3 separate regions of the Homo sapiens genome follow, and all the other regions are linked to region 1. The links are chromatin contacts, found by Hi-C or POLR2A ChIA-PET in ENCODE. All regions are on one chromosome and are shown on one strand. Each heading gives the region's core, a stretch centred on a gene start or an enhancer-like site at or near the end of the contact. The rest is flanking DNA. Distances are from core to core; before and after follow the strand shown.

The links. A loop is a pair of places that touch in the nucleus more often than their neighbours do. ChIA-PET counts read pairs that join two places held with the same protein, here RNA polymerase II (POLR2A). Pooled maps may share reads with other maps.
Region 2: a loop to region 1 is called in a map of dorsolateral prefrontal cortex, with 9 times the contacts of the local background. The contact joins the promoter of ELAC1 here to the promoter of SKA1 in region 1. A Hi-C loop is called at or near these places in 2 of 168 maps with a recorded cell type or tissue (dorsolateral prefrontal cortex and naive thymus-derived CD4-positive, alpha-beta T cell) and 13 of 50 pooled maps.
Region 3: a loop to region 1 is called in a map of ascending aorta, with 12 times the contacts of the local background. The contact joins the promoter of SMAD4 here to the promoter of SKA1 in region 1. A Hi-C loop is called at or near these places in 3 of 168 maps with a recorded cell type or tissue (ascending aorta and naive thymus-derived CD4-positive, alpha-beta T cell) and 17 of 50 pooled maps. POLR2A ChIA-PET finds 5 or more read pairs at or near these places in 1 of 52 experiments (HepG2).

Annotation. Positions count from the first base shown.
Region 1 is chr18:50,373,775-50,376,817 of GRCh38, reverse strand. It overlaps SKA1 (spindle and kinetochore associated complex subunit 1), which reads right to left and starts at 1,772. Exons shown (of 7, transcript NM_145060.4): 1 at 1,624-1,772; 2 at 900-998. The coding sequence starts at 987. LOC105372114 (a long non-coding RNA gene) reads left to right here and starts at 1,940. Exons shown (of 3, transcript XR_935466.3): 1 at 1,940-2,223. RefSeq lists a silencer at 2,985-3,043.
Region 2 is chr18:50,966,566-50,969,494 of GRCh38, reverse strand. ELAC1 (elaC ribonuclease Z 1) reads right to left here and starts at 1,455. Exons shown (of 4, transcript NM_018696.3): 1 at 1,381-1,455. RefSeq lists a silencer at 1,128-1,617 and an enhancer at 1,768-1,827.
Region 3 is chr18:51,028,527-51,031,732 of GRCh38, reverse strand. SMAD4 (SMAD family member 4) reads right to left here and starts at 1,520. Exons shown (of 12, transcript NM_005359.6): 1 at 1,110-1,520. It overlaps LOC107985152 (a long non-coding RNA gene), which reads left to right and starts at 1,639. Exons shown (of 4, transcript XR_007066370.1): 1 at 1,639-1,815. RefSeq lists a silencer at 906-1,485 and enhancers at 1,291-1,909, 1,766-1,935.

The sequences.
Region 1 (3,043 bases), core at 523-3,022:
AAAAATAGAAAAAAAGCTCATAAAGATATAAAAATATTTTTGTACACCTGTACAATGTATTTGTTTTAAGCTATTAGAAAAGAATAAAAAAGCTAAGCCAAACTAAGAAGTTTATTAAGTAAAAAAGTTATAGTAAGCTAAGGTTAATGTATTATTGAAGAAAGTTTTTCATTTTTTATAAATTTAGTGTAGCATAAGTGTATAGTACTTATAAAGCCTACAGTAGTATACAGTGATGTCCTAGGCCCTCACAGTCACTGTCTCACCCACAGCAACTTCCAGTTCTGCAAGCTCCATCAATGGTAAGTGGCCTATACAGGTGTTCCATTTTTAATCTTTTACTGTATCTTTTCTATGTTTAGATACACAAATACTCACCATTGTGTTACACTTGCCTAAGGTATTCAGTACAGTCACATGCTATACGGGTTTGTTGCCTAGGAGCAATAGGCTATATAGCCTAGATATGTAGTAGGCTATACCATCTAGGTTTGTGTACATTTACGTACATTCTATGATGTGATGTTTGCACAACGACAAAATCATGTAACGCTTTTGTCAGAACACATCTCCATCATTAAGGAACGCATGACTGTATCTCTATTTAGCTGTAGAACCATGGATGCCACATAACCTTCAAATCTCACCATTGGCCTATGTGTCTCAGAAAAACATAAGTAAATAATTCTAATGAATATTCAGTTCATTGTTCAATGTACCTTACATTTTTAGTATCCTCCACAATATTCAAAATGACATTGGACTATTTAAAAAATCGTTATGCAAAAATCTAAAATTACCTAAGATGCAGTCACTTAACCAAGCAAAGATATCATTCAGAGTGGAATAATCAAAATGCATTTTGTATATACAAAGTCAGTGGAATCTGTTTTACTTACCACAGTTTCTTAATGATAAGGTTTTCTTAATATTGCCAATCTTTTCATTAACATGAGAGCATAATTGTTCCAGATCTGACGAGGCCATCCTTTAAGCCTCTGAAGAAAAAAACATAAACATATTCGTAACAAGAAAAGCCACACAAATTTCTGTTCACTTTCGAAATCCAAGAATGGTCAATGTCAAGTAAATCACATGTCTTTGAAGGTTAAGCACAAAAATTCAAGAGCAATTTCTTTCATTTCTACAACATTCAGTTTCTAACCACGGTACCGTACTGACTTGTCTTAGAGCCTTAGGCCATCGATGGATCCCAAACCAGGGGAAAGAGGATAAGCCTGGGTCCTTTCCTTAAGGATTCAGGAGGACAAACGCACTATTTGTATATAAAGACAACATTGGTATTTTCTTTAAACACGCAAAATAAGGACACATTTTTTAAAAATGTGTTACACTGTCAAAGAAATGGGCCCAGGTAATCATTTTTCCTGTGCTGTGAGGGGTTGGGGCTTTACAGTTTGGGATCGGTAAGGAGGCCGAGAAATGGGAAAGAACCAGTTTCCCACCCACTCCGCCGGTGAGAGAGAAGGGGAGGGTCTAAAGCATCCAACCCAGCCTCCAGCCCCGTCCTCCCCCAAGCCCGGCGCGGTCCGCGGCCCCCAGCTGCCAAGCAGCTACCTCGGGCGCTTCCAAAGGCAGGGTCCCCAACACACAGACTCCAACCTCAAGTCCGTCCGGGAGCAAAAGGCTACTCGCCGCTGGGTCTCCAGCTGCGGATACCGCAGTCTCCGTTGGAAGCCCAGGATGGTGAGACGGGACTCTGTAAGCAAAATTCAAACCGCCCGCCGCGCCCTAGCGCAGCGCAGGCGCACATCCATGCTTCCGAAGCGCAGGCTCAGCCGCTGTTCCCGGTTTGCGTCATCCGGGGCCACAGCTGGGCGGGAAGGAGGGGTGGCCGAGCCGGGGAAAGGCGGGGCGACGGCGAAGGCGGGGCTTCCGGACGAAAGGGTAACCCGGAGGTGCTCTTTCCGCGCTAACCAGTCTGGGGAGATTTCAGCAGGTCATGCAGTCTTGACCGCAGCCCAGCCAGGGACCTGGCGTCACCAAGTCCTGGTCTTTGACATTTGCTGCACCTTAGAGTCACCAGGGGCAGCTATTACAAGTCTCAGTGCCTAGAGTACACCCCAAGTCGGTGAAATCAGACACTGGGGAAATGAGGCACAAGCCTTAGTATTTATAAAAACACCCCAGAAAATTCCAAAGAGCAGCTAAGTTTGTGTGGAAGAAACAGTGACCCTGTCTTCTGGGTCTTAGACAGCCTCTGTAAGTGTTCCCGGGCCAAACCAGGGGTTGGGCTGCTTATTCTCATGATGAACTGGGAAAGAAGAGTTTATTTCGGTAACCGGGTACAGGGAAAAGGCCTGGAAAATATCGCCAAATCGATTCAAAATTACAAAGTTTTCCAGAGCTTATATACCTTCTAAACTATCTGTCTACATGTAAGTGTGCATGTGTGTAAAGACGTAAATGATTAACTGTTTCTAATCTATAACTAAGATCAGTCCTAAGGAAGGTCTTTATTTAAGTAAATTTACTTAATCTAGATGGCTGCAGGTGCCAGAGGTGATTACCCTTATCTTGTCTCCTGCTAAATCATGAAGGTTTGGGCAGTTCCTTCAGACCCCCGATAAACTTGTTTGTGGAGGTCTGGGGGAGTTTCTTCAGACCCCCAATAAAAACTTGTTTAATCTTGAACAGGTCCTGTTAAGAATTCCTTCTTTATTTTCTCATGCTTCAAGGACCAGGAAAGGCCTGGGCAAAACTCTTGGTGGGCTTTTGTTACATACCAGCCTTTCTATAAAGACACTGGCTCTTTCAGCTTTTAATATTTAACTTAACTAGTGCTGAAACAGTGGTTACGGAGGCCTGTCTGTTCAGCTGTTAGTGAGACCTGGCCTGCCACTTAAGAGCAAATATAAATTTAAAATAAGAAAAACAAAAGTTTAATTCTCCCTGTTGAAAAGGAGGGAAAAGCACCCAAGGCTGGAGTGGTGGCACCGCCAGGTTCTGTCCATCCCTTGGCTCCACTGCGCTATTATTATGCACTTGGACCTTCAGGCTGCCAGCCCCTGTCCTCAGGTCT
Region 2 (2,929 bases), core at 206-2,705, 590 kb before region 1:
TGTACATAAAAGGTCCACAAAGAGAGGCAAGATGCTATCTAACTCCTGGTATGATACAATGTGAAAAACACAGTAATCCCCCATTAAGTTCTCTTGCCAAAAAATCGAACCTGACCTGAACAAGTCTGCAGGTCTAAATACCTGCTTATTAAAGGATACCAGAGATGGAAAAAGCAAAATCCTGGTTGTAGAAAACGTGAACCGTACAAATGACTTGTTCAAGTAAAATACAGGGAACAAAATAAAGAGCAAGAGAAAAAGATTAAGAGAGATCTAAGAGACATCAACCAAATATAACGTGTGTAGATTGTTTGGATACTGATTTGGACAAACTGGGTAAGAGGAAAGAGACAACTAGGAAAATGTAAATGCTGACTGGATAGTAGAGGGTAAAATGAAGTGCTAAGTACACTGATAATGGCTTTATGTTTTAAAAAGGTGTTATTGTGTTTTATAAACATGAACAAGGTAACAGATGGAATGGTACATTTCAGATTTGCTTCAAAATACTACAGTGGGGGAGAGGGTAACAGATGAAACAGAATTGATCATGAATTGGGAGTTCAGTTACTATTCAATTTTCATATATGACTTGAAGGTTTCCATAATAATTTTAAAACAAATATAATGAAAACCCTCCAAATAGGTCGGGAAGTAATCAGAAATTATTTAATCAATGGTGCATGTTTTGGGACATGCACCATTCTAGGCACTAGGAATTAAATGCGAGCAAACCAGATTAGGTCCCTGTCTTCTTGGAAAAAAAACAAAACAAAAACCCAGCTGCTTGCTTTCTCAAGACTGTGATCCACGTTCGGCGAAGTGCATATTCCAGTCGTGATCACAGTACTGTCATTTCACTCTGGGCCCGTGGATCTCGGTCCTGGCCGCAGATCACAATTCCCCGGTGATGATGGGGCATCAGCATTTGGAGGCTTCCCAAGCGATTCTACTGGTTGCCGGGTTGAGAACCGGCGCTCCTTCGTTTTCAGGCAGGCAGTGTCAACCCTGCAATCACCCTGTGGTGTGCCTAGGGCAGATATCGCTGTCCTCCATCTTAGAGCTGAAAGAACCGAGGCCGGGCGGCAGAGAGTAAGAGGCCAAGGCACAGGCAGGGCCAGAGGCCAGATTTCCGGCCTCCAGAGAGCCCAGGCTCCCCCACGAGACCGTGTTGGCCTCGAAAAAGGCTGGGTGGGCGGCGGCGCCGGGCGGCCGAGGCTCCGGCCCGCCGAGACTCCGGCCCGGGGCGGTGAACGAGGCGCGTCCTCGCTCCCGGGCGCTCCCCAGGCTTAGGTCCCCAGCGCCGGGCCGTGCCTGATCGAGCCGGCGAGTCCCGAGGAAGCGCGCCCGCCCCCCTCTGGTATGCCCTACCGCACTCACCCTCTCCCCGAGGCCCGCGCCAGGAGCCGAGGGAGGCGCAGGCCCGCACCCTGGCCCAGCTGTCCGCGGGGCTACAATGCGCCCGGGCGGAAGTGCGCCGCCGGCCGGGTCCCGCGCGGCCGCTCTAGGATGCGAGGGAGGTCCGCGCTCGGTGGCGCCCGCGCGGGACCTGGCTCTGGGCGCGCTTCCGGGCTCCCCCCGGGCCGCGAGGGCAGTGATTGAGTTTCCCTCTTTCCCAGGTCGCTGTGTGTCAGGTGGTAGCTATCGCCCTGAGGACCAGAGCGGGATAAACCAAAAGGGAAAAAGTTACTCTTCTTTTGTTTTCCGTGTAATATTTTCCACATAAGAGTGTTCTTCCTGATGTTTTGCTCATACATATGTGTCATTTTTGGTCTTTGGTTGGGATGAATCTTTACTGTCTTTCATCCACTAAGATCCTTTGCCTGACCATGCACCTTCATAAAGCCCCGTCCATATTCCATTTTCCTACTCTAGGTTGGAATATTTGCTTAACATCTGAAGCTGATTGTGCCATACTCACTCCAAGCCTTGGTGTTCTCTTAGGTAGCGGACGTGGGATTGAAAAACCCAGGCTGGCTGTATACAGAACGGGCACGTGGCGATTACAGACCACAGGGAAAAACTCCTTCAGTTTGAATAACAACTTTTAAAAAAAGTATTTCAAGCTCCTGTGTACTGCCAGATGCACTGATTTCGTGCTCAGCGTACTTGAGGTGGTCAAAATATCCAGCAGCTGGCCGGGCGCCGTGGCTCACACCTGTAATCCCATCACTTTGGGAGGCCAAGACGAGCGGATTGCCTGAGCTCAGGAGTTCGAGACCAACCTGGCCAACATGGCAAACCTCGTCTCTACTAAAAATACAAAAAAAAAAAAAAATTAGCCGGTCATGGTGGCACACGCCTGTAGTCCCAGCTACTCGGGAGGCTGAGGCATGAGAATCGCTTGAACCCAGGAGGTGCAGGTTGCGGTGAGCCAAGATCGCACCACTGCATTCCAGCCTGGGCGACAGAGCGAGACTCTGTTAAAAAAAAAAAAAAAAAAAAAAAAAAAAATCCAGCAGCTTCAAAATAGGAATCGGAGTGGTGTTTCTTGAAACTACCAGGACAGAGAGACTGCCACTTGTTTAAAAATCATTAACTCATCTACTTCTACTTATTGGGCTCTTTTAACCTTTATTCCAGTATTAATGGAGCTCTGACTTTGTGGATAGTATTATTTTTGGGGCTGAGAGATTTTAAAAATTTGTCATGGTCCCTGGTTTTGGGTTTTTGTTTGTTTGTTTGTTTGTGACAGGGTCTCACTCTATCACCCAGGTTGGAGCGCAGTGGCGCGATCTCAGCTCACTGCAACCTCTTCCTCCTGGACTCAACCAATCCTCCCACCTCGGCCTCCCAAGTATCAGTAGCTGGGACTACAGGACTACAACCTCCCAAGTAGCTGGCACTACAGGCAAGCCACCACACCCAGCTATTTTTTTTTTTTTTTTTTTGTAAAGATGGGGTTTCACTGTGTTGCCCAGGCTGGTGT
Region 3 (3,206 bases), core at 271-2,770, 660 kb before region 1:
TAAATGGTTTTTGCCAGCAAAAAGGAGTGAACCTACTTCTTAAAACACCCGAGTAACCAAGCTGCTACTAAGACTAGAAGGATGCTAATTCTGGCAAAAGTCAAAGGTTACTAACAAAAATTAGCTAAGATTATATGTTTGCAGAAAGTCAATTCAGGGTAATTCCGCTATTATCCTGTTGTGTTTATTATTCCTAAATAACTGGCAATTCCACCTTAAACTACGGTGCAAAAACTAAATGCATTAAGAAACTAATTGGGAAATAAATGTGTTTTTTTAAATAAAAACAAACGTACTTAGGTTTTTGAAGGGAAACAGCTATCAATCTTCAACAGGGCTTTTTAAAGCCTCTGCACCAGCAAATAAACCTTTCAGGTTAACTAAACACACTTGTGTCTTTGAAAATCTAGTTTGAGAAATCCTAACAGCAGTTTGGGACAAGTGATGGAGCCACCGCCCTCCACCCTACACCAATTTCACTGTCAGTACATGCAGTGCTAACAGTAAGATCAGCTGTGTCTTTTATTAGGAAGCATGTTTTATTGGGGGCAAGGAGGGGTTCAGTTAGGTGCTAAGAATGTGTCCTGCATACCGCTGTCACTCTCAGTACTCAAAAAGTAAACATATCAAAGCCAGAAGCGTAAACTGGCATGACAAGACTAGGAAGAGAAAGTAGGGGACAAAGACAAAACAGAAATTGGCTGGAGAAAATAAATTTAGACAAACAATTTACAACTTTCACTTAGACCCTAAGGCAACACATTCCAGCCGACCCAACGCGCTCAGCCGGGGCGACCGTGAAACTACTGAGAACAACAAAGAGGAGCGGCGGCCGCGGCAGGAGTCCCGTCCGAGTTTAACTTGATTCTCCCACGAGCTGCAAGCGGAGCTGGGGGCCCGAGGGACGCGAGGCACCGCCGCCCGGCATTCAGCCGGCCCGCCCGGCCCGGCTCGTCAGGCCGCCGCGGTCGCCCTCCCAGAGGATTCCGCGCGCTCCCAGCCGCCGCCGCCGCCGCCGCCGTCGTCGGGAGCCCGCCCCGGGGCGGGGAAGCCACAGGCGGGGTGCGCGGGCCCGGCCGGGGGAAGGGGAGGGGACATGGCGCGGTTACCTGGGCTCGGGCGGTGGCGAGGGGAGTCCGCTCTCCCGCGCTGCTGGTCCGCGGACGCACCGGGCCCGTAGCTTTCCCCGGCGGCCCGGAGAGCTCCTCGGCCCCCGCCCCGAGGCGTCCCGGCCAGGCCGCCCCTCCTCAGCGCCGCGCCGCTGCCCGCGCGGGCCGGACCGCCTCGAGCTCCCGGGCCGCCCTGCGGCGGGGGGCCTCTCTCGCTGGGCGCCTGGCTCCCCTCACCCGCTCCCACCCCCTGGGCGGCCGCGGAGCCTAGGGGAGAGCAGGAAGGGCCTCCCGAGGAGAGCGGGAAGGCGCGAACGCAGGCTCCGCCACCCAAACCGCTCCGTTACCGCAGCGGCGACGACGACCAGGGCCGTGTTGTTGCTGCCAACTTGTCGAGAAGCCACTGAGCATGCGCGCGCGGGGACCACATCCGGGTAATTTCAGGGTTTGGCCCTTTTCCCCCGCAGCTTTCCTTTCTCCCGGCTGCCCCCGCCTCCCGCTCCGAGTGACGGGGAGGGTCGCTCTGCGCAGGCGCCTACAGGGCAGCGCCAGCCGGCGGGCGGCTCTGAATCTGGACCTGGGCCTGGGCCTCAGCGCGGGCGGAGGCGAAGGCCTGTTTGAGGGAGTGGTCGCCGGGGAAATTGGCATCTCGTTGCAAAAAAGTATCCAAGGAGCGCGGGAGAGCTCGGCGTAGAGTGGGCGTCCAGTAAGTGTTTATAAATAGCTATTAGCCCGGCCTTTGTTGTTTTTTTGTTTTGTTCTGTGTTGAGGACCTGCGTAGGCACAAAAATTGGCCTTCAACAGCCAGTCGACAGCTCTGGGGAGAAGGTGGCTAGGTTGTAGGAGTTCACTTCGGGAAGAAACAGACGCTGGCGGCACCTTCCTTCTCTTTCTGGCAGCCCCGAATCACGAGCCCCAGAGGTGTTTACACTCGAGAGACGCACAGGACAGTCAAGGAATCACATATTGAAGAGCCTTGCCAGGCGTTGCAAGTGTGAGTGGATTTTGTTGGAAGAGATGTAGGCGCACTCTCGGAGCTGGAGGCGAACTTCGAATCCTACGACACACCTGTTAACTAGGTTACCTGTTTGTTTGGTGGGGGAAGGCATAGGCTCTGCTTTTGACTTTATGCCTCTTTTATTTCACATTTTTTACAAGACGCATGCATTTCTTTTTCATTTAAAACGCATTAATGATTTATTTTCACCAACCAGGAACTACTTTTAGTCCCTCCAAAACCAATGATTAGCCAGTTCTAAAGTCATTTCTTAGGTCACGTCGCCCAGAAAATCTCTACACCCACCGTACGCCTTCGCCACTCATACTCAGTGCTTCATTCTATCCTCCACATCACCGCCTGGGCCATTCCCTCTTTGACCAGAAAGCCCCTAAAGCTCCAAACTGGTGTTCTCTTACCCCTGGGGTTTATGGAGACCAGTTTTAAGGGAATTCATTTCCACATCTTCCATTGCTATATATTCTATTTTCTAAACTTGCCCAGCTTGAGAAAGGAGCTGAGGACACAGCATCCCCTTTCAAAACTGTCCTCCCACCTTACAGAAGAAAGTCAAAATTCTCACCCACTACTAAGGTGCATGGGATCAATGCAGAACCTCCCCAGCAATCCAAAAGGGACAATTCAAAAATCGGTATCTATGCTGAGAAAGTAAATGACCTTAGTGAATGGATATTAAATTATTTTTCAAGTCAGATAGTTTTCAAATCTTTTCTGTCAACAAAACTGAAGGAAGATCTGTCAGCTGATAGATTACAAAACATGATTTGGTAACAGATCAATATGTGAATCTTAGGTAATATACCTCAGAAGAAGTTTTTAAGAAATTGAGACATTGTTATAACTAAACTTCTTCTATTCCGTCTGTATTAGTTACCTATTGCTGTATAACAATCTCACCACAAATATAGAAGCCTAAAACAACAAACATTTATGATCTTACAGATTCTCTGAGTCAGGATTCCAGGCATGGCTTAGCTGGGTCCTCTACAAAGTGAGGCTGGAACAAAGGATCTGCTTCCAAGTTCATGTGGTTGTTGGCACCATTCAGTTCCTTGCAGGCTACAGGACTGAGGGCCTTA